Linked DNA regions of Homo sapiens: region 1 is linked to region 2. The links are chromatin loops, found by intact Hi-C in ENCODE. Cell type or tissue: IMR-90. All regions are shown on one strand. Links, peaks and the distances in the headings refer to the core of each region. The heading gives the core; the rest is flanking DNA. Region 1 overlaps SRP54 (signal recognition particle 54). Region 2 holds the start of LOC101927178 (a long non-coding RNA gene).

Region 1 (13,349 bases), core at 1,421-9,420, 69 kb after region 2:
GAGAATACATAGACAAAGACAGGTCCTATCATAGAGAAGCTTACATTCTATCTGAGAAGACACATATACAAACACACAAGAAACCTGAAAACAAGGCACATAAACTACACCTACTAGGATGAGTAAAATTTTAAAGGTTGACAATATCAAAAGTTAAAGTGGATGTGGACCACAAAGAACTCCCATATATTGGTGAGAATATAGAATAGCAAGACACTTTAGAAGATTGTTTGGAGTTTCTTAAATAGCTTAGGTATCTATGAACAGGAAAATGGATACACTGTGGAAAAAATATTATTCAGCAATAAAAAGAACAAACTATAGATAAGTACAACTACATGAATTAATATCAAAATATGCTTAGTCAAAGAAAACAGATTGGAAGAAAAACGATATACTCAGAATTTCTTTATTTTTTTAAGAGGGTTGTGCTCTATCACTGAGACTGGATTGAAGTGGTACAGTCATCACACACTGGTAGCCTCAAACTCTTGAGCTCAAGTGACCGCCTGCCTCAGTCTCCAGAGTAGTTATGACTATGGATGCATGCCACTGGATTTTTCTAAGAGATATGGGTCTCACTACATTGCCCAGGCTGGTCTCAAACTCCTGACCTCAAATGATCCTCCCACCTTGGCCTCCTAAAGCACTAGGATTACAGTGTGAGCCACCATGCACAGCCCAGGACTTCTATAATATGAAGTATTACCGGGAAAGGGCACAAGCAAACCTTTTAGAGTAATGGAAATGTTCTGTTTCTTGATTGGGTGTGGGTTACTGTGCATTTGTCAAAAAAAGAAAGGTATCCTTAGGATTTGAGCATTTCATTGTATGTATACTAACCTAAGGTTTAAAAACAGGGATGGAACAAGCCAAAAGAGAAAGTATTTTCTATTTATGTCCTAAAGATAAAAAGAGAAAAGGTATTTGGTTCAGGCATTCTGAATGTGAAGTGGCAGTACAGTATCTTAAAAGAAATGTTATAGCAGTCAACTAGAAACGCAGAATTAAACAGTGGAAGAGAGGATTAAGGTTGAAATACATATTTGGCCATTTATACAGAAGTGATAATTAAAGCTAGAATAATATAAGAAATCCACAGACATAGAACTTAGAGTCTGAAAACAGAAAAGGCAGAAAACACTTAAATATTAGGAACCAAGGAAAACAAGAAAGGTCACTACATGTGGAAATTAGGAGACCCTTGGAGATCTCAGAATGAGTAGAATATTAGAAATAGAAACAAAAATGTAGAGACTTAAGGAGAGTCAGGAGTCAGAAAGGAAACAGAGTAGGAATATACACCCAGCTTCATAGTGGTAGCAGAAACAGTGGTAGGATTATCCAAGATAGAAAAAGGAAGGAGCGGCCAGGCAAGGTGGCTCATGCCTGTAATCTCAGCACTTTGGGAGGCCGAGGCAGGCAGATCACCTGAGGCCAGGAGTTCGAGATCAGCCTGGCCACCATGGTGAAACCCCATTTCTACTAAAAATGCAAAAATTAGCCGGGCGTGGCAGTGCATGCCTGTAGTCCCAGCTAATGGGGAGGCTGAGGCAGGAGAACTGCTTCAAACTGGGAGGCGGAGGTTGCACTGAGCTGAGATTGTGCCAATGCACTCCAGCCTGGGCAACAAGAGTGAAACTCTGTCTCAAAAAAAGAAGAAAAAAAAAAAAAAAGAAAAGAAAAAAAAGGGGCAAAGAGACAGGCAACAAAGGATAAATTCATTCATTCAATAGTTGCTGAAGGCCTACTATGTGCCAGACACTGTGCTAGGTACTGTGAACATAAAAAATGAGTAACCCAGCTATGACCTCTACCTTCACCTTCAAGCAGGAAAAACAGACATCAAATAATTGTGCTGAATAATATAAAAATTAATTGTAGGAAGTGATAGAAACATCTGTCAGAAGGTTCCAACTCAGTCTAGGGTTCAGGTGAAATGTCCCTGAAGAAGGACATTTAAGGAGAAATCTGAAGTGCAAGTAGCAGTTAGCCATCTTGGCCAGAGGAGATGATGGCAGAGGTAAGAAGAGAGATAGAGGGACTGGCAAAGGCAACAGCCCAGATGTGAGAGACAGGAATGTACATTTGAGAAACTAAAAGAAGTCCAGCATAGCTGGCACACAGAATACTAAGAACAACAATGCTAAAACACAACATGGAAGATGTGAGCTAGACAGTAAAATCAGTTAAAAACTTTAAAAGGGCAAGAGAAAGCCACTAAAGAATTTTAAGAAAAGCAGTAATGGGATCAGATTTGCAGTTTTGAAAGATTATTCTGGGCTGTAGTATGAAAAAATACATCAAAGGGGAAGAGTACAGGAAGATGGAAGATCTGTTGAAAGACTTACAATAAGAAGATCTAGGAAAGAGATGAACTAGCATAGTTGAAGGGCAGCTACAGAGAAGGGGATGGAATGGAGATATTTAGGAGGTGGAAACACTTGGACTAGTTAACTGATGGAGAAAGGAGTGGGCAGAGTGAGGAAGAAATAATAATGACACCCAAGTTTCTGACTCTGGCAACAATATAAATGATATTAATATTCATTGATAAGACAACGAGGTGAGAGGTTGGGATGGGAATAAGGATATGCTGAATTTGAGATGTCTATGAAACATCCAAGAATGGTCTAGTAAACACAGATACATGAGTCTGAAGCTCCTGAGAAAGATAACTTCGAATGATCCCTGAGAAACACCAGCATTTAAGAGAAAAGTAAAGGCACAATTATCTGGTAAGATGAGTGAGAAGAAGCAAAGAGGCAGAATAGTTGCTACGGTAATTAAAGATTATTTTTAGAACAACTGGAATGGTTGAGAATAATATACATTGAGTGTTTATGATGTGCCAGACATTGTACATGCATCAGCGAATGCAATCTTCACAACCATATGAAGTAGTTAGTATTATGTACGTTTTATAGATGACAAAATTGAGGCTAAGTAATTTAAAAAGTTATAAAGCTAAAAAATAGATCAGAGATACAAAAACAGGTATGTTATATTTAAGAACCTGAGCTCCTAATCAGAATAATATCCTTCTCTACAGGAGTGGTCTTTCATGTGGGGTAAAGAAAATGTGGTATATTTAATTTCATCCTTGTGTTCTAACTTACTTTTAACCTGTTTAACTTCAAGGAACCGGCCAAGCACAGTGGTTCACACCTGTAATCTCAGCACTTTGGGAGGCTGAGGTGGGTGGATCACCTGAGGTCAGCAGTTCAAGACCAGCCTGGCCAACATGGCAAAACCCATCTCTACTAAAAATACAAAAATTAGCCGGGCCTGGTGGTACGTGCCCGTAATCCCAGCTACTCAGGAGGCTGAGGCAGGAGAATCACTTGAACCCAGGAGGTGGAGTTTGCGGTGAGCCAAGATTGCACCACTGCACTCCAGCCTGGGTAACAGAGTGAGACTCTGTCTTAAAAAACAGAAAAACTTCAAGGAACCTAGTGAAAGCCTTATTTTAATCTTAATTTTATTACAATAAAGAAAATAAAAACACTGAATTCTGTAACTGCTCAGGTACCTGAGATTTTAAATGATTTGCATATAAATCATCTAAAATAATAAGCAGTGGAAGATCTGACTCTAACAGATATTACATTTCAAATAACTTAATAGTAACTTTATAAAAAAAATCAATGGAAGAAATCTGAGATGAAGTGCTTTTTTGTCACTCATATACCATGTTTCAACTTCTCTATAAGTGCTTCATTGTCATCCAACTTCAACTCGTTGACTTTATCTATCAGTCCTTCAATGTCGCCCATACCTATAAGATACAAAAAAGAAAAATTAACAACTAATACTATACCCTGCTTCACATTATACAAAACACATTCACATACATAATAACCTTGTGAGGTTATAATAGGTTAGGTATTCTTACTACACTACACAAATGAGAAAACCAAAGCTAAGAAAGTTAAGTGGCATGGCCAGGAGCGGTGGCTCATGCCTGTAATCCCAGCACTTTGGGAGGCCAAGGTGGGTGGATCACCTGAGGTCAGGAGTTTGAGACTAGCCTGGCCAACATGGTGAAACCCCGTCTCTACTAAAAATAAAAAAAAATTAGCTGGACCTGGTGGTGCACGCCTGTAATCCCAGCTACCTGGGAGGCTAAGGCAGGAAAATCGCTTGAACCCGGGAGGCTGAAGGTGCAGTGAACTGAGATCCCGCCATTGCACTCCAGCCTGGGTGACAAGAGCGAAACTCCGTCTCAAAAAAAAAAAAAAAAAAAGTTAAGTGGCAACAAACAAGTGGCAAAGCAAGGACTGCAGCCCAGGGTTTAACTCCAAATTCCATGCTCTCTAACTATACCACCTTGAGACATTGCCAAAGTATTACTGCCCTTACATCCACTATTATTAAAACCACTTGTTTTTGTACTGTGCTCTAAAACTTTTCCAAAGAACTTTCTACTAGATACCTCATTTTACCACTTTCACCACAGAGGGCAGATAACCATTATCTCTATTTTACAGGTAAGGAAACTAAGTCACAGAAAGAAATGATGTGCTTAAATTAGTGAGGACAGAATTAAAATCCTATTTTGTCCTAAAGATACATCGTATTTCTTGGAGATTTTTCTATATCCCCACCACTGTACATACCAAGAAGTTTGCTAATAAAAGGCTGTGTTTTGAAAGGTTCAAAGTCATCTATATGTTCCCCTGTACCAATGAAAATAATCGGACTTTTTGTGGCAGCGACTCTGGAAAAAAAAAGAAAATATAAAATAACCTCAAAAGAACCCCACAAATTTCCAGCAGATCTGAAATTCGAAGTGAATCCGCCTCCAAAGCTAATTAGACAAAGGTACAAAACTCAAGTTTCATTTCACAAGTTATAATAGACCTATATCAGACAGGCTCCAAAATTGTTTCTATTTAAACTTTCTTTATAAACCATATTAGGCTCACTATTGAAACATATTTTAAATGATCAATATGAAAGCTATAAACACATATCCTTCCCCATATAATCCCAAGACAGAGGACAACAGTATCAATGATACTTACGCACTGAGTGCACCACCTCCTTTTGCATGGCCATCAAGTTTTGTCACTATTACTGAGGCTACATCTACTTTATCTTTAAAAGCCTTAGCCTGGGCTTCACAAGCCTGCCCAATGGAGGCATCCATCACATAAACAATGTTATCAGGTTGCTAGAAAGTTTAAATAGAAAAGATACTTTAGAAAAGATTTTTATTGATCCTAAGCAAATGTCATCATTAGAAGCTATAAAACAATATTTAGAGCCAGGTGCAGTGGCTCATGCCTGTAATCCCAGCACTTTGGGAGGCCGAGCCAGGTGGATCACCTGAGATAGTTCAAGACCAGCCTGGCCAACATGGTGAAAACCCCGTCTCTACTAAAAATACAAAAATTAGCATACAAAAATTAGCCAGGCATGGTGGCGAGTGCCTGTAATCCCAGCTACTTGAGAGGCTCAGGCAGGAGAATCACTTGAACCCGGGAGGCAGAGGTTGCAGTCAGCTGAGATCATGCCACTGCACTCCAGCCTGGGCGACAAGAGTGAAACTCCATCTCAAAAAAAAAAAAAAAAAAACTACAACATTTACACTATAAATAATTATTCAATCCATAAATATTTGTTGAAGTACTATGTATTATCAGGTACCATCTAGGTCATGAGAACAAAAAGGTAAATGAGAAAATATTTGTCCTAAGAAACTTGCATTCTAGTCAGAGGACATATATAATAAATAGATAAACATTTCAGATGTATAACAACGAAAATGGGATACAGAGTATCAGTTTTGAAGTATGGGAGGCATTTTCTAGTAAGGTAGTCAGGGAAGGCCTCTCTGGACCTAATGTTTGAGCTGAGGCCTGAATAAAGAGGAAAAGGTTATATGCAAAGATTTGAAAGAATGGCAATCTAGGCAAAAAAAGTACAAAGGCAAATCAAAGTAGAAGAGTGTATACTGAAAACGGATAAAATATACTTGAGGCTACTTCCCTTAGATCTGCTCAACTTGGTCAAAATAACAACATAACTGAAAAGAAACTTATTAGCATTAACCACAAACCAAAGAATTACTGCTAACACTCCAATGTCAAGACGTGGGTTCCTAATAATATATGCTGCAGATATCTATAAACTGCTTCTCCTCCCCCAAATTGTTTCCATCACACTTTTAAAGAGACACAAAATGATAATTAATATTTTTTAAAGTATTTAAAAATCTAAGTATTTCCAACTGAATTTTTAAAAAGGAAATTCAACAGAAACTAAAGGCTAATTACTAATTTTTTTTTTTTTTTTTTTTGGAGATGGAGTTTTGCTCTTGTTGCCCAGGCTGGAGTGCAATGGCGTGATCTTGGCTCACTGCAACCTCTGCCTCCCGGGTTCAAGCTATTCTCCTGCCTCAGCTCCCAGGTAGCTGGGATTACAGGCACCCACCACCATGCCCAGATAATTTTTGTATTTTTAGTAGAGACGGAGTTTCACCATGTTGGCCAGGCTGATCTTGAACTCCTGACCTTGTGATCCATCCGCCCTGGCCTCCCAAAGTGCTGGGATTATAGATGTGAGCCACCATACCCGGCCTAATTACTAATTTTTAAATGTTTTCTTATGCATACTAATAGGATGACTGAGAAAGGAAATTACTTTTTCATACTTATGAAAATTTTATATTTAATGGAGAACAAAAATAATGAAATTAAGTCCCTACCACATAGATATAGGTGCCCAAAACAAAAATAAATTACTGGGGATCTGCCTCACAGGCAAAGAATAATTTATATTGGTCATATACTCAACCTGGTTTTATAATTAAATTAACCAAAGTCCTAATAATAGTGTTACATTGAAAGCTACTTACTATAGCATTAGCAACTTGAAGCATTTCTTCAAACAAAGAGTCTTCTTGTTTGTGGCGGCCACTTGTATCAACAATAATAATTTCAAAATTTTCATTTTTAAATTTCTCTACTCCTTCAGAAGCAATGATGACAGGATCCATTTCTGTATAGCTATATAACATGGACAAATGATTTAACAAAACGACAAAACTTCCAAATACTACTAATTCGGAAAGTTAATTTACCTATAATCTATTTTGAAAAAGCCAAAATGACCCCAATTTCAATTTAGAAGAGGAAAATCTATAAAGTATTAAATACAGAATCTACTTCTAAAAAAGCATGAAGCATTATCCAATTTTCCAATTCCAAAACCCAGTATGATTCTACTGCATGTCTTTTTTGAATGAATTGTGTCTCCTTCAAATTTATTTTTTATATCTTCTTTAATAATTGAACTCATGCTCACAGTGTTTCACACATTTTTCCATTTAACATCCATTTGGAAGCATTTTATAAAACCAGTAGATATTCTTGTAACAAGCCTGAGCAATATAGTGAGATTCCATCTCTACAAAAAAAAAAAACTAGCTGGCATAGTGGAATATGCCTATAGTCCCAGCCACTTGGGAGACTGAGGCAGGAGGACCACTTGAGTCCATGAGTTCGACACTGCAGTGAGCTTATGATCATGCAACTGCACTCCAACTTGGGCAACAGAGCAAGACCATGGCATGTCTCTTTAAAAATTAACACGGGTGAAAAAAGAAAAAATATTTCTGTAACACATAACCTTGAGGTTATACAGCATTCTATCAGATGGCTGTATCATTTATTAAATAACGCCCTACTATTAGACATTTGACGTTTTTCCAATTTTTTTTTTAATTTTTATGTATTTATTTATTTATTTTTGAGACAAAGTTTCACTCTGTTGCCCAGGCTGGAGTGCAGTGGTGCGATCTCGGCTCACTGCCACTTCTGCCTCCTGGGTTCAAGGGATTCTCGTGCCTCAGCCTCCCAAGTGGCTAGGATTACAGGCGCCTGCCACCAGGCCTGGCTAATTTTTGTATTTTCAGTAAAGACGGGGTTTCACCATGTTGGTCAGGATGGTCTCAAACTTCTGACCTCATGATATGCCCGCCTTGGCCTCCCAAAATGCTGGGATCACATGCATGAGCCATCATGCCTGGCCTCCAATTTCTTTTTTAAATTTATTTATTTATTTATTTTGAGGCACAGTTTTGCTCTTGTTGCCCATGGTGGAGTGCAATGATGCCATCTCAGCTCACCGCAACCTCTGCCTCCCGGGTTCAAGCAATTCTCTTGCCTCAGCCTCCTGAGTAGCTGGGATTACAGGCACACGCCACCACGTCCAGTTATTTTGTATTTTTAGTAGAAACGGGCTTTCTCCATGTTGGTCAGGCTGGTCTTGAACTCCCGACCTCAGGTGATCCACCCGCCTAAGCCTCCCAAAGTACGGGGATTACAGGTGTGAGCCACTGTGCCCGGCCTAAAAAAATTTTTTTTTTTAAACGGTGTCTAGCTCTGTCACCCAGGCTGAAGGGTAGTGGCACGATCTCGGCTCAATGCAACCTTCGCCTCCCAGATTCAAGCGATTCTTCTGCCTCAGCCTCCCAAGTAGCTAGGATTACAGGCACCCACTACCACGCCCAGCTAATTTCTGTATTTTTAGTAGAGACAGGGTTTCACTGTGTTGGCCAGGCTGGTCTCGAACTCCTGACCTCATAATCCGCCCGCCTCAGCCTCCCAACGTGGTGCGCCCAGCCTGAAAATTTTTTAAATTTATTTTTTGTAGAGATGAGGTCTTGCTATATTGCCCAGGCTGGTGTCCAACTTCTGGGCTCAAGCAATCCTCCCACCTCAGCCTCCCGAAGTGCTGGGATTACAGATATGAGCCACTGTGCATGGCAGTGTTTCCAATTTCCTGATATTAAAAATACCGCCAATATAATTGGTACATAAATGTTTCTTCTTTGACACTATGTTATGACACCTCTTATAAGCTGAATTTGGAACAAATGGTATGACCATTTAAGGCTTTTTGCTTTTATGAGGCAAATCTCTTCCATAAAAGTTTAATCTCATCCCTATTTCACTACATTTTCACAATCCCCAATACAATCTTTGTCAACTTGAAAATCAAGAAATGAGATATTTTAATTTGCACTCTTCTGATTAGTGGCAACTTTTTATATGCAGATCACTATTATCAAATAAAGACACATAATGTTACAAAAAAAGTTTTTCCCCTAAATTAAGAACCACCACCAAAAACTCAGATAGAAATACACTTAATAAGAACATGTGTGTGGCTGCATACAGTGGCTCAAGCCTGTAATCCCAGCCCTTCGGGAGGCTGAGGTGGGAGGATCATTTGAGCCCAGGAGCTTGGGACCAGCCTGGGCAACAAAGGATATTTTATAAGACAGGGTCTTTACAAAAAGTTTTTAAAAAAATTAGCAGGGCATGGTCAGGCATGGTGGCTCATGCCTGTAATTCCAGCACTTTGGGAGGCTGAGGCAGGTGGATCACCTGAGGTCAGGAGTTCGAGACCAGCCTGGCCAACATGGTAAAACCCTGTCTCTACTAAAAATACAAAAATTTAGATGGGCATGGTGGTGGGCACCTGTAATCCCAGTTACTCAGGAAGCTGAGACAGGAGAATCACTTGAACCCAGGAGGTGGTGGTTGCAGTGAGCCAAGATCGCACCATTGCACCCCAGCCTGGGTGACAGAGGGAGACTCCGTCTCAAAAAAAAAAAAAAAAAAAAGCTGACAGACAAGAAGAGGGATATAAGTGTTAAAATAAAAAACAGTAACCTACCTTCCATAAAATGGAATTCTTGCTTTGGTAGCATTCTGTTTTAGTTGGTCAAAAGCCCCTGGAAGATAAAGAGTTCATGAATCCTCAAACTTGAAAATAAAAATTATATAAAACAATTTTCAAATTTCAAGACATTACCTGCTCTGAATGTGTCTGCACATATTAAACAGGTCTTCCAACCTTTCCTCTGGTAATAATATGCTAGCTGGGTGAGAAAAGATTTAAAAATATAATATCATAAAATATAACAAACTATACATATAATTTTTTCTGTTTTTCCTTATTATTTACCTAAGGAGTAAAATAAAACTGCTTATAATTCTCCTGAAAATATTATTAAAGATTTTTGAATGTGGCAAATTTCCTACAAAGTTTTATATTCTAATTGTCATGCAGTAGCATTCAAATATAAAATGATCAAGTAGCAAATGATCATAGCAAAAAATGTTAACTACTATTAATGTTAATTAAAAACAAACAACAACAAAACGATCTAAAAATCATCCTTTTCTCTTTTTCCCTCTCAAACTGTAACATACGTGAAGCTTGTGGAAAAATCTTGTAATATTGTTGAGACATGCAATTTGGGAGAAAGGAGTGGTAAACTGAATTAAAAATTAGCATAAAGCGGTCAAGGCTACAGTAAGCTATGTTTGCGTGCCACTGCACTCAAGCTTGGGCAATAAAAGTAAGACTCTGTCTAAAAAAATATGGCATAAGGATACACAAAATGAAGATCTATAGTATGCTGGGTGGGAACCTGAAAAAGGAGTCCTGAGCCATAGAGGATAAAGTAAACTCCATGTTCTCTTCTCCAAAAATCACACACTCACTTCCTGAAAGGATAGGAATGGTCTTTTTTTAATAAAAGAAATAGCATAGTTACAGATGTCTACCTTCTTACAAAAAAAAAATCATAAGAAACTATGAGGACCTCTCCTCTTATCCTAAAAAAAACTATTTAAAAACATACATCAAGTAACACAAAATTATAAAGCAACAATATTATAAAGCCTGGCTTTATATCTTAATATGTTATTAATATATTTTAATGTAAATATATTTTAATAAAATCTATTTTATGTAAATATATTTTAATAAAATCTATTTTATGTAAATATATTTTAATAAAATCTATTTTATGTAAATATATTTTAATAAAATCTATTTTATGTAAATATATTTTATTATAATATAAATATATTTTAATAAAATATATTTTATGTAAATATATTTTATTATAATATAAATATATTTTATGTAAATATATTTTATATAAAATAACATTATTTATAATATATAAATGCATTCTAATAATTATAATTAATAAAATATATATTTCAACATTATAAAGCCAGGCTTTACATTTTTATATTAAATACAAAACTTGATTTATACAAACCTATCTTCCATATGACTTCTTTTTAAATTAAGTTCAATTTACCTTTGAACATGTTGTTGTTTTACCACTCCCTTGCAATCCAACAAACATAATCACATTTTGTTTTCCTTTAGTGGGTGTCCATGCCTTAACTCCAGGGTCTACAAGCTAAATACCAAAAATAAATTAAAAATAAAATCAGGTTAACATACATATAAATTCAAAACCCCTTCCCCACAACTTTTTTTTCCTTTTTTGAGACAGGGTCACACTCTTGTCACCCAGGCTGGAGTGCAGTGGCATAATCAGAGCTCACTGCAGCCTCAACCTCCTGGGCTCAAATGATGCTCCCACTTCAGCCTCCCAAGTAACTGGGACTACAGGCACACGCCACCACACCTAGTTAACTAAAAAAATTTTTTTTTGTAGAGACAGGGTCTTGCCATGTTGCCCAGGCTGGTTTCCAACTTCTGGGTTCAAGCAATCCTTCTGTCTCAGCCTCAAAGTGCTGGGATTTCAGGCGTGAGCCACTGTGCTGCCACAACTTTTAAATTATATAAATAAGGACATTTTCATGTAAAAGCTACCATAAGCTATTATAATACAATTATTCCCCTTTGTAAAGACAGAGTAAAATTTAAGAACATAAATTTAAGAAGTCATAATCAAGTCTATACTCCAAACCAATTCAGAGGTAAAGATCTCACAGCATTTTTTAGAACAAGCTGGAGTATAAAATGTGAAACCAAATTTAAGCCACAGGAGGAATCTACATCAGCACTACAGAAATGTAATACAAAAATGTATATGAAGGCTACACATGAATTTTAAAATTTCCAGTACTGACATTTAAAAAGTAAAAACAGGTGATACTAATTTTAGTATCTACCCCAATACATCTAAAAAATTATCATTTTCATATGTAATCTATATAAAAAATTAATGAGATATTTTACATTTCTTTTCCCATACCAAGTCTGAAAACCTGGTGTGTATTTTATATGTAAAACACATCTCAGTTTGGACTAGCCACATTACAAATGCTCAATAACCACATGTGGCTAGTGGATGCCATACTCGAGAGTGCTAATGTCCATATTCAATTTGACAAATATTTACTTAACAAAATTACAGATTATATGTGAAAGATTTTCCAGGTCAAACTGTAAATTCTCCAATGCCAAATATTTACTGTAAAGTTACTACATTTAGAGGGCTAGTAAAAAATAATAATCAACTTTAAAATCAGTCAGTGGAAAACTGAGGTTCATATAGGGACAGTCTCCAAATTAAAAAAGCATGGGACATTTAGGGCCGGGCGCGGTGGCTCATGCCTGTAATCCCAGCACTTTGGGAGGCAGAGGCAGGTGGATCACAAGGTCAGGAGATTGAGACCATCCTGGCTAACACGGTGAAACCCCATCTCTGCTAAAAATACAAAAAATTAGCCGGGCGTGGTGGCAGGCGCCTGTAGTCCCAGCTACTCTGAAGGCTGAGGCAGGAGAATGGCATGAACCCGGGTGGCGGAGCTTGCAGTGAGCCGAGATCGCGCCACCGCACTCCAGCCTGGGTGACAGAGCGAGACTCCATCTCAAAAACAAAAACAAAAAAAAGCATGGGACATTTAAAAAATAATTCACTTGGGGGTCAGTTGTTTGGAGCTTGAAATGTATGATAAAATAATAAATCTATAATAGTTAATGTCCTAGATCAGGGGTTGGTAAACTATGTGCAAATAAAGTTTCAATGGAGGCTGGGTGTGGTGGCTCATGCCTATAATCCCGGCCCTTTCAGCGGGGGGACAAAGGAGGAGGATTCATTGAGACCAGGAGTTTGAGACCAGCTTGGGCAGCATAGCAAGATCTTGTCTCTACTAATTTAAAGAATTGGCCAGGTGTGGTGGCACGCACCTGTGGTCCCAGCTAATCAAGGAGGCTGAGGCAGTAAGATTGCTTGAGCCCAGGAGTTTGAGACTGCAATGAGCTATCATCAGGCCACTGTACTCCGGCCTGGGCAACAGGCTGTAAAGTTATTACATTTCTAGTTATTACATTGAAAAAAATTTCAATCTAATACAGTCATGCCCATTCATTTACCACTTTTTTTGTTTTTTTGAGACAGGGTCTTACTCTGTTACCCAGGCTAGAATGCACTGGTACAATCAATCATGGCTTACTGCAGTCTCGAACTCTTGGACTCAAGCGATCCTACCATCTCAGCCTCCTGAGTAGCTGGAACTACAGGCATATGCCATGATGTCTGGCTAACTTTAGTATTT
Region 2 (8,493 bases), core at 1-8,000:
ATCACATAGCTAAGGAGTTATCCAATAAAATTTTGTGGTTGTAGGTAGAGAAAAGGAAACTGCCTGTTAAATGGAAAAGAAAAAAAGTAGAACAAAAAATTAACATAAGCCCAAGTGGCAGCCCTCAATTTTATTCCTCTGTACTTCAGTGGATGCAAACAGCCCTGAATTTTGGATCACTATGTGTGATAGAAATTAAGTGGATCAAATTTCATTGTATTTTTTTTTCTCTTGCAGGATGAAATCTTTGACATGGTAAAACCAAAGGATCCTTTGAAAATCTCTCTTCAGGATTTAATCAACAGTAATCAAGGAGACACAGTAACCACCATTCTAATCGATTTGAATGGCTTCTGGACTTACGAGAACAGAGAGGCTCTTGTTGCAAATGACAGTGAAAACTCTGCAGACCTTGATGATACATGATCTCTGAAAGACTAGACTGTCTTATATTATGAGATACTTGAATGCTGCATGTAAAGCCTTTAAAGCAAAATCCTCAGAAATGGTCTAAATAAAACACTTGATATGCCTAGAGAACACAGCAAATGTTTTGGTTACTGGAATTTTGGTTGCAATAGTTTAGAAGCAATAGGACCAAATATTGCTTGTTAGGAGGTGGGGTAAGTTCTGGTTCCTTTTAGTTCAAAGATGGGAAGTGTGATTTGCTGTAGGTAGATGATGTTCAGTTTAAATCTGTATAATCTTCAGAGATGAAGTTTCCATGGAATATTTCTGACAGTCATTTAGAATGTGAATATTTGACTGACAGTGCATATATATATACACACAACATGTGTGTGTGTGTGTGTCTATATATATAAAATCTCAAAGATGACAAACTTTCCCATTCATGAGTAGAGCCATTTTATTTCTGGGTTAGGATTAGGATTTTTTTTTAGGGGGGGTCAAGTGATTCTCCTGCCTCGGCCTCCTGAGTAGCTGGGATTATAGGCGCCTGCCAACACACCTGGCTAATTTTTGTATTTTAGCAGAGACAGGGTTTCACCATGTTGGCCAGGCTGGTCTCAAACTCCTGACCTCAAGTCATCTGCCCGCCTCGGCCTCCCAAAGTACTGGGATTACAGGTGTGAGGCACCACGCCCAGCCTTTTTGTTTTGCGGTTTTTTTTTTTTTTCTCTTGAGACAGTCTCCGTCTGTTGCCCAGGCTGGAGTGCAGTGGCATGATCTCTGCTCACTGCAGCCTCCACCTCCTAGCTTCAAGCGATTCTCCTGCCTCAGCCTCCTAAGCAGCTGGGACTTCAGGTGTGCACCACCATGCCTGGCTAATTTTTGTATTTTTAGTAGAGATGGGGGTCTTGCCATGTTGGCCAGGCTGGTCTCGAACTCCTGACCTCAGGTGATCCGCCTGCCTCGGCCTCCCAAAGTGCTGGGACTATAGCCACCATGATTCACAGTGATACGTGAGCCACGTGCCCAGCCTTGTTCTTTCTTTTAATTGGATGTTTTAATAAAATGTATTCAAACTAGTATTTTACTTTCATGAAAATCATTGGTATAAAAAATTTGTTGGCTGGGCACGGTGGCTTACGCCTGTAATCCCAGCACTTTGGGAGGCTGAGGTGGGCGGATCACGAGTTCAGGAGATTGAGACCATCCTGGCTAACACAGTGAAACCCCGTCTCTACTAAAAATACAAAAAATTAGCTGGGCGTGGTGGAGGGTGCCTGTAGTCCCAGCTACTCAGGAGGCTGAGGCAGGAGAATGGCGTGAACCCGGGAGGCGGAGCTTGCAGTGAGCCAAGATTGAGCCACTGCACTCCAGCCTGGCAACAGAGTGAGACTCCATCATCTCAAAAAAAAAAAAAAAAAAATTGTCTAGTTTTATTAACCAATACCAGAGTTACATTTTACAAAACTTAATTCCAAGCCCGGACAACATGGCAAAACCAAGTCTCTACAAAAAATAAATAAAAAACATTAGCTGGGCATGGTGGTGTGAGCCTGTAGTCCCAGATCCTTAGGAGGCTGACAGGGAAGGACTGCTTAAGCCCAGGAGGTCGAGGCTGGAGTGAGCCATGATTGCACTATTGCACTCCAGCCTGGGCAACACAGTAAGACCCTGTCCCAAACCAAAAAACAAACTTCATTTTGTTAAGGATTTTTGTTAAAGAATTTATGTTAATTCAGGATAAAGACTTCAGTTATACATTACATTTAGTTTTTATGAGATGCTGAAAGATTAGAAGAAGGTAAATATGAACTATGATCCAGAAGGAACTGGAATTCTGTTTTTTTTTTTTTTTTTGGAGACGAGTCTTGCTGTGTCGCCCAGGCTGGAGTACAATGGTGCAAACTCCATTCACTGCAACCTCCGCCTCCCAGGCTCAAGTGACTCTCCTGCCTCAGCCTCCCGAGCAGCTAGGATTACAAGCACCTGCTACCATGCCCGGCTAATTTTTGTATTTTTAGTAGAAATCCATCTCTACTAATTCACCATGTTGGCCAGGTTGGTCTCGGACTCCTGACCTAGTGATCCGCCCACCTTGGCCTCCCAAAGTGCTGGGACTACAGGCGTGGGCCACCGTGCCCAGCTGGAACTGGAATTCTTAAAAGGACTGAAAAGGAGATAGGAAAAAGTGAGTGAAAGAGGCTTAAAGTAAGACAAACCATTGAATACATTTATGGGAAATTTTATAGTTTGCATAAACAAAGTATAAACTTAAGGCACAGTGAATAACTATATTGATAAACATAAACTAGCCACTATTGGACAAGTAGCAAAAGTAAAATTCAAGAAACAAAACCTTCATAAGTCACTACTTCCTTTTGTTACAATCATAAAATTTTCTGGGTAAACTCTAGATACTAGTACCTCTAGGGAGACAGGATTCAGAAGATCACTTTTAGACACACCTATCTTCACTTGATAACCAAATAAATATCTGTGAGTGAGAGGTACTATCTCGAATGAAGTTAAAAACAAATTAGAAGGAAAAGGTCAGGTTAGCATGTTTTAGAACTATTGGTAAACTATAATTCATGGGACATTATATAATCAAAAGATTAATATTTTAAGCACTAAGTTATAAAGGGTTTACACCCATGAATAAAAAGATTACCATCACTTACTATGAACCACCATTCCATGAATCCATGTAGCTGAACACTCCTAATGAAAAGTTTAATTATCCTTCAACCTGTAGTTGAAGAACTCAGTTCATGTTCATTGACAGATTTCCATTACAGACCCACTATATTGATGTTACTTTCTTTGACACTATATTTTATATAGATATATTAAAATTGAAAACTTAATGCTGTTTAGAAGGCTATTAATATAACTATTAATTTCTGAAAGCTTTGAGTTTCTGAAAAGGCTTTTAAGATCAAAATTTCTGAAACACTCCACACATTCTTCCTCACCCACATTTAATTATAAATCAATGTTATACTGATAAAAGGTTCTATACACACATTTAGAGATATATGTGTGTGTGTGTGTGTCTGTGTGTGTGTATATATATATACTTTTTTCCCCCCAAGATGGAGTCTCACTCTGTCGCCCAGGCTGGAGTGCAGTGGTGCAATCTTGGCTCACTGCAACCTCCACCTCCCTGGTTCAAGTGATTCTCCTGCCTCAGCCTCCCGAGCAGCTGGGATTACAGACGTGCACCACCACGCCTGGCTAATTTTTGTATTTTTGTAGAGACGGGGTTTCACTACGTTGGCCAGGCTGGTCTCAAACTCCTGACCTCAAGTAATCTGCCCACTTCAGCCTCCCAAAGTGCTGGGATTACAGGTGTGAGCACCGTACCTGGCCATATTTAGGAATATTTTCAAAATTAGCTTCACAATATATACATTTGTAAGGTTTACAAATAACCAAGTAGGTAGAGGAGTGGCCAACCAGATTCAAGTAAACTGTCCAGTCTTCACTGTTGCTACTTCTAAATGATGAATGACGGGTAATTTCATTAGGCTATCATTGCACCTTATACAATATCTAATTGCTCCTGATGGATTAAATCTATACCTGTCCCACTATCCCCCAATCCCCTCCAAACCACTTTTCTATAGGATTAACGCTGAACCGATAACATAACCAGGATGCCACATGGATATTCACTAGGTATTAACATTAATAAATCTATTCTATAAGTAGTGTTTTAATATTATGTTCAAAGCTAGTTATTTGAGTCCTGAAAAAGAATACAAGATTAAGTAAGTGGCTTGCATTAAAAAATGGAAGCCTATCTTAATATCTGGTGTTATAAATACAGATTCTTACATAAAACAGTTATTCTCAATGAAAGAAAATTCAAAGTGCTTCCATCTTGCTCCTTTTATTATATGGTGAAGCATCCTTAGTGTGAAATTAATGGTTAGATATATAAATGCATGGCATAACATGAGAAAATCTAGGAGAAAATATCCTCATTTTAATCTAAGACTATGGAATTATCAATTCCAATTAGACTTAATCAGCAACTTACCTTTTTCAAAAAAAGCAAATGCACAAATAGGCTTGATAATTTAACTCTTCTTAACTATTAAGGCTCTAGGATGTCCTTAACTTTTTTAAAAGATCATTTTAAAACCAAAGCACTAATTTCTATACACAGTAAAAACAGTACAAATATCTGAATTTCAGATCTGGCTTTTGCTAGATAGATCCTAAAAATGAAGAAAACATTTTCCCTTTCCAGATACTTTAATAATTTAAAATATAAATAATTGTATTAAGTCCCACTGAATAAAGAATGTGAAAGTTTTTGTATTAAAAAAAAAAAACTTAAGAGTTTGAAGCTTGATAGTCATTTCATTTTATGGTGGGACAGAGACTGGATTTTGCTTGCTTTCCATAATTACTTCACTGTCTCCCTCCATTTCAAAATTGACATTCACAAATGAGCTGGATATCACTGTCTCTGGTTGATCTGTCTGAACAATGGAATCAGTCTGCAATTTATTCTGTTGATATTGTTTTTCTGCTTCTTCAGACATCCTGTTTTCTTCTTCTTCTTCTTCTTCCTAAAAAAAAGGAGCAATATCAAGAATAGTTGAAATACGAAAGTCCAAAAGGTATATAGTGCTGTTTTCCCCACTGTCAGCTTATGTTTAAAAAAAAAAAAAAAAAAAAGTGTCATGTTCAAATCAGTTTGGTCTAATTAAGACATACTTTCCCTTCTCCTGCTCTCTAATTGAAATAACCACTGTAAAACATTTTAAGGAAAGTAGTTTTTTCTTGTTGTTTGTTTTTTTTGAGAAAGAGTATTGCTCTGTCACCCAGGCTGGAGTGCAGTGGCTCACTGCAACCTCCATCTCCCAGGCTCAAGCAATTCTCCTGCCTCAGCCTCCTGAGTAGCTGGGACTACAAGCACCTGCCACCACGCCCAGCTAATTTTTGTATTTTTAGTAAAGACAGGGTTTCACCATGTTGGCCAGGCTGGTCTCGAACTCCTGACCACAAGTGATCCACCCACCTCGGCCTCCCAAAGTGTTGGGATTACAGGCATGAGCCACCGCGCTCAGCCCAAAAGAGGTTACTTTTTAAAACAGGGTCCAGCACTACATCACGTAGATGAGACCTGAATTAACTTTGACAAGGACTTTATTTTTTTCAGATTAAGTCTAAGCTAAATAAATAAAAAGTTAGCTTCAACTGTATCACTTCAATTGTAGGGTGTCAGTCTATTCGGTTGAATAGGTTGGTTCATTTACTACATGATATATAGCATAGTTAGTTTTCCCATAAGCATCAAATACATAGATAAGGCAGCACCTACCCTCAAGAAGTTTACAACTTAGTAGGGAAGTTAAGACATGTAAAAACAGTATTATGACAGATGTACAGATTTTGAAAGGGTAAATAATTTCTAGTTGCAGAACTACTAAATTCATTGAGTAGGTGGCATTTGTATTGGACCCTGCAGAACGGGTAGTCAGTACACAGTGAGTAACCCCAGAAGATTACTCTGGGGCTTGCTTGAGAATAGAGACCATTTAGGAGGCTAGTATAATAGCCCAGATGAGGTAATGAGGCTCTAAGCAAGGCTTACAGTGTTAAGAAATACTTATTTGTTCATAAAACAGGTTTGAAACCATATGACAAATATTAAGTCAGCTGACCTTTCCAGGCTCATGTCCAGTCACTCCCACATTGTACCTTATGCTCCAGTGACAATAAACTATTATATTTTTGCCATTTCCCCAACCATAACAATGTACCTTCATGCCTCTACATTCTAGCTTTACCTGAATTGCTGCCCTCTATTTGCTTGAAGAATAGCAGATGCCAATATTTGTTGTGCTCACTAGGTGCTGTTCTAAACATTTTATATATTAATGTATTTAATCTGTAGAGCAGCCCCCGAGCATGGATGCTGCAATTCTCCTCATTACAAAGATGAGGAGATTGAGGCTTATAGAGGGGTTAAGTGTTCTGTCCAAGGTTACAAAGTTTTAAGTGGTAGAACGGATTTTGAATTCAAGCCCTTTGGTTCTTGAGCCCATGCTCTTAAGCACTAAAGGCTTTTATTTTTTAAGACAAAATTCACTTCACTCTCACCTTAAGACCTCACTACTTTTAAACTGCCCTCAAATTTTTGTGCATTAACACCTGGCACATACACATTTCTTGTACTTAAATTTTTATCTGTGCCAAACCCACTCCACTTTTCCTATATCCAGTCCATGTGCTCTAAGTATCTTGTTTCTTCATCTTAGAATTAGAATGATAATCCAAAGAGAGGCATGTGAAGATTAAATAATGTATATAAGGCATCTCACATAGCACTAAGACAATGAAATCTAGCTTAGTTTTGCACACAGATCATAGGAAAATTCCAGTTTAAAGGAATTCCAAAATGTATGTTACTTTGATAAAAGAAATTAATGATTCTAGAATGAAATGCCTAGCATAAGAGAGCTACATGTTGGGCAGTTAGAAAATACATAGGCTCATTATGCAACCCATCAAGTCCATAGCAAACCAAACTGAATCAAGAAAATGTAAAAAGGAGGCATACCTCCTTCTTCATCCGATAATATTCATCAATGGCATATTGGTACTTTGGGGTGCTGATACCCAAAACAGATGCAATCTTCTCTCCAAGGAAGTCACACACTGAAAATACAAAAGTTAAAAGACTTATATAATTCTATAAACATTTCTTGAGCACTTTCTATGTGTAAGACACTGTAGGAATACAAGAGTTACTGTTCCTGCTCTCAAGGAGATTATAAAAACCTAATAGATCTATCTTCTGTATATCTTCCCTGATTTTCTTCAAGAAGTACCGGTGGCTTCAAAACTCCCAACAAGTCTTTTCATGTCTGTATTAGAATACTTATCACTAGGTGTATCTGTTATATATCTATGTCTTTAAGAAAAGTGTATACTGCCAGGCATGGCGGCTCATGTCTATAATCCCAGCACTTTGGGAGGCTGAGGCAGGCAAATCACATGAGGTCAGGACTTCAAGACCAGCTTGAACAACATGATGAAACCTCATCTCTACTAAAAATACAAAAATTAGCTGGGCATGGTGGTGGGCACCTGTAATCCCAGCTACTCAGGAGGCTGAGGCAAGAGAATAGCTTGAAACTGGGAGGTGGAGGTTACGGTGAGACAAGATCACACCACTGCACTCCAGCCTTGATGAAAGAGCAAGACTCTGTCTCAAAAAAGAAAAATGTATACTCAGAAAGCTGGGATATCACTGGGCTGGAGGAGGGGAATGGCTTGTAGTATAATACTCACTGAGTGCCTACCATGTGCCAGGTACTGTGAAAGGTTAGGCGTAGAGAGGTTAAAGAACTTAACCCAAACTGATAAGGCAGATCCAAAGTTCAAAGCTAGGTCTGAATCTCAAGCTCATGCTCTTTCCATTACACCAACCTGTCTAGCATATATTCAGTGCTCAGTAAATGTTTGTTGAATCAATTACTATTCACAATTAGCTCTAATAAAATGCAGAAAGTGATAAAAAGCTATGAGGGAGTTAAAAATGGAAGCAGAAGAAAGCTTCATAATTTAAAACCTATATTTTAAATTAGCATTATTAAGTTATAAGTTGATAATTCATTTCCTTCAAATATGACTTAGTCACATCTCAATTTAAGAAATGGAATATTAATGAAATAGAAATATAAATTAACTATAATACAGGCTTTAGAATAAGCAGTGAGACAGATTGAGAATGTTATCAATTGGAAACCAAATGACAAAGCAGCAAAATAGCTGTTAAGAGAAAGGGTTTAAGAACTTGAGGCCGGGCGCGGTGGCTCACGCCTGTGGTCCCAGCACTTTGGGAGGCCGAGGCGGGTGGATCATGAGGTCAGGAGATCGAGACCATCCTGGCCAACAAGGTGAAACCCCGTCTCTACTAAAAATACAAAAAATTAGCCGGGCGCGGTGGCGGGCGCCTGTGGTCCCAGCTGCTCGGGAGGCTGAGGCAGGCGAATGGCGTGAACCCGGGAAGCGGAGCTTGCAGTGAGCCAAGATTGTGCCACTGCAGTCCGCAGTCCG

The links. Hi-C counts contacts between places; a loop is a spot of excess contacts. Peaks named below come from ENCODE experiments on the same cell type or tissue, not always from the same donor. Only the 100,000 strongest peaks of a DNase experiment are listed, where the experiment ranks them.
Region 1: a loop joins it to region 2, with 3 times the contacts of the local background. A loop is called at or near these places in 3 of 110 quality-filtered maps.

The regions. Positions count from the first base shown.
Region 1 is chr14:35,005,173-35,018,521 of GRCh38, reverse strand. It overlaps SRP54 (signal recognition particle 54), which reads right to left. Exons shown (of 16, transcript NM_003136.4): 5 at 11,135-11,239; 6 at 9,829-9,895; 7 at 9,691-9,748; 8 at 6,863-7,013; 9 at 5,028-5,176; 10 at 4,620-4,720; 11 at 3,692-3,778. Among named protein-coding and RNA genes, the nearest start is that of SRP54, 29 kb to the right of the region's middle. In IMR-90, for the core only: no CTCF peak of the experiment used is centred there; no DNase peak of the experiment used is centred there.
Region 2 is chr14:35,077,523-35,086,015 of GRCh38, reverse strand. FAM177A1 (family with sequence similarity 177 member A1) reads right to left here. Exons shown (of 5, transcript NM_173607.5): 4 at 6,992-7,089; 5 at 2,638-4,994. The coding sequence ends at 4,788. It overlaps PPP2R3C (protein phosphatase 2 regulatory subunit B''gamma), which reads left to right. Exons shown (of 13, transcript NM_017917.4): 13 at 238-544. The coding sequence ends at 426. LOC101927178 (a long non-coding RNA gene) reads right to left here and starts at 4,935. Exons shown (of 5, transcript NR_110415.1): 1 at 4,457-4,935. In IMR-90, for the core only: no CTCF peak of the experiment used is centred there; no DNase peak of the experiment used is centred there.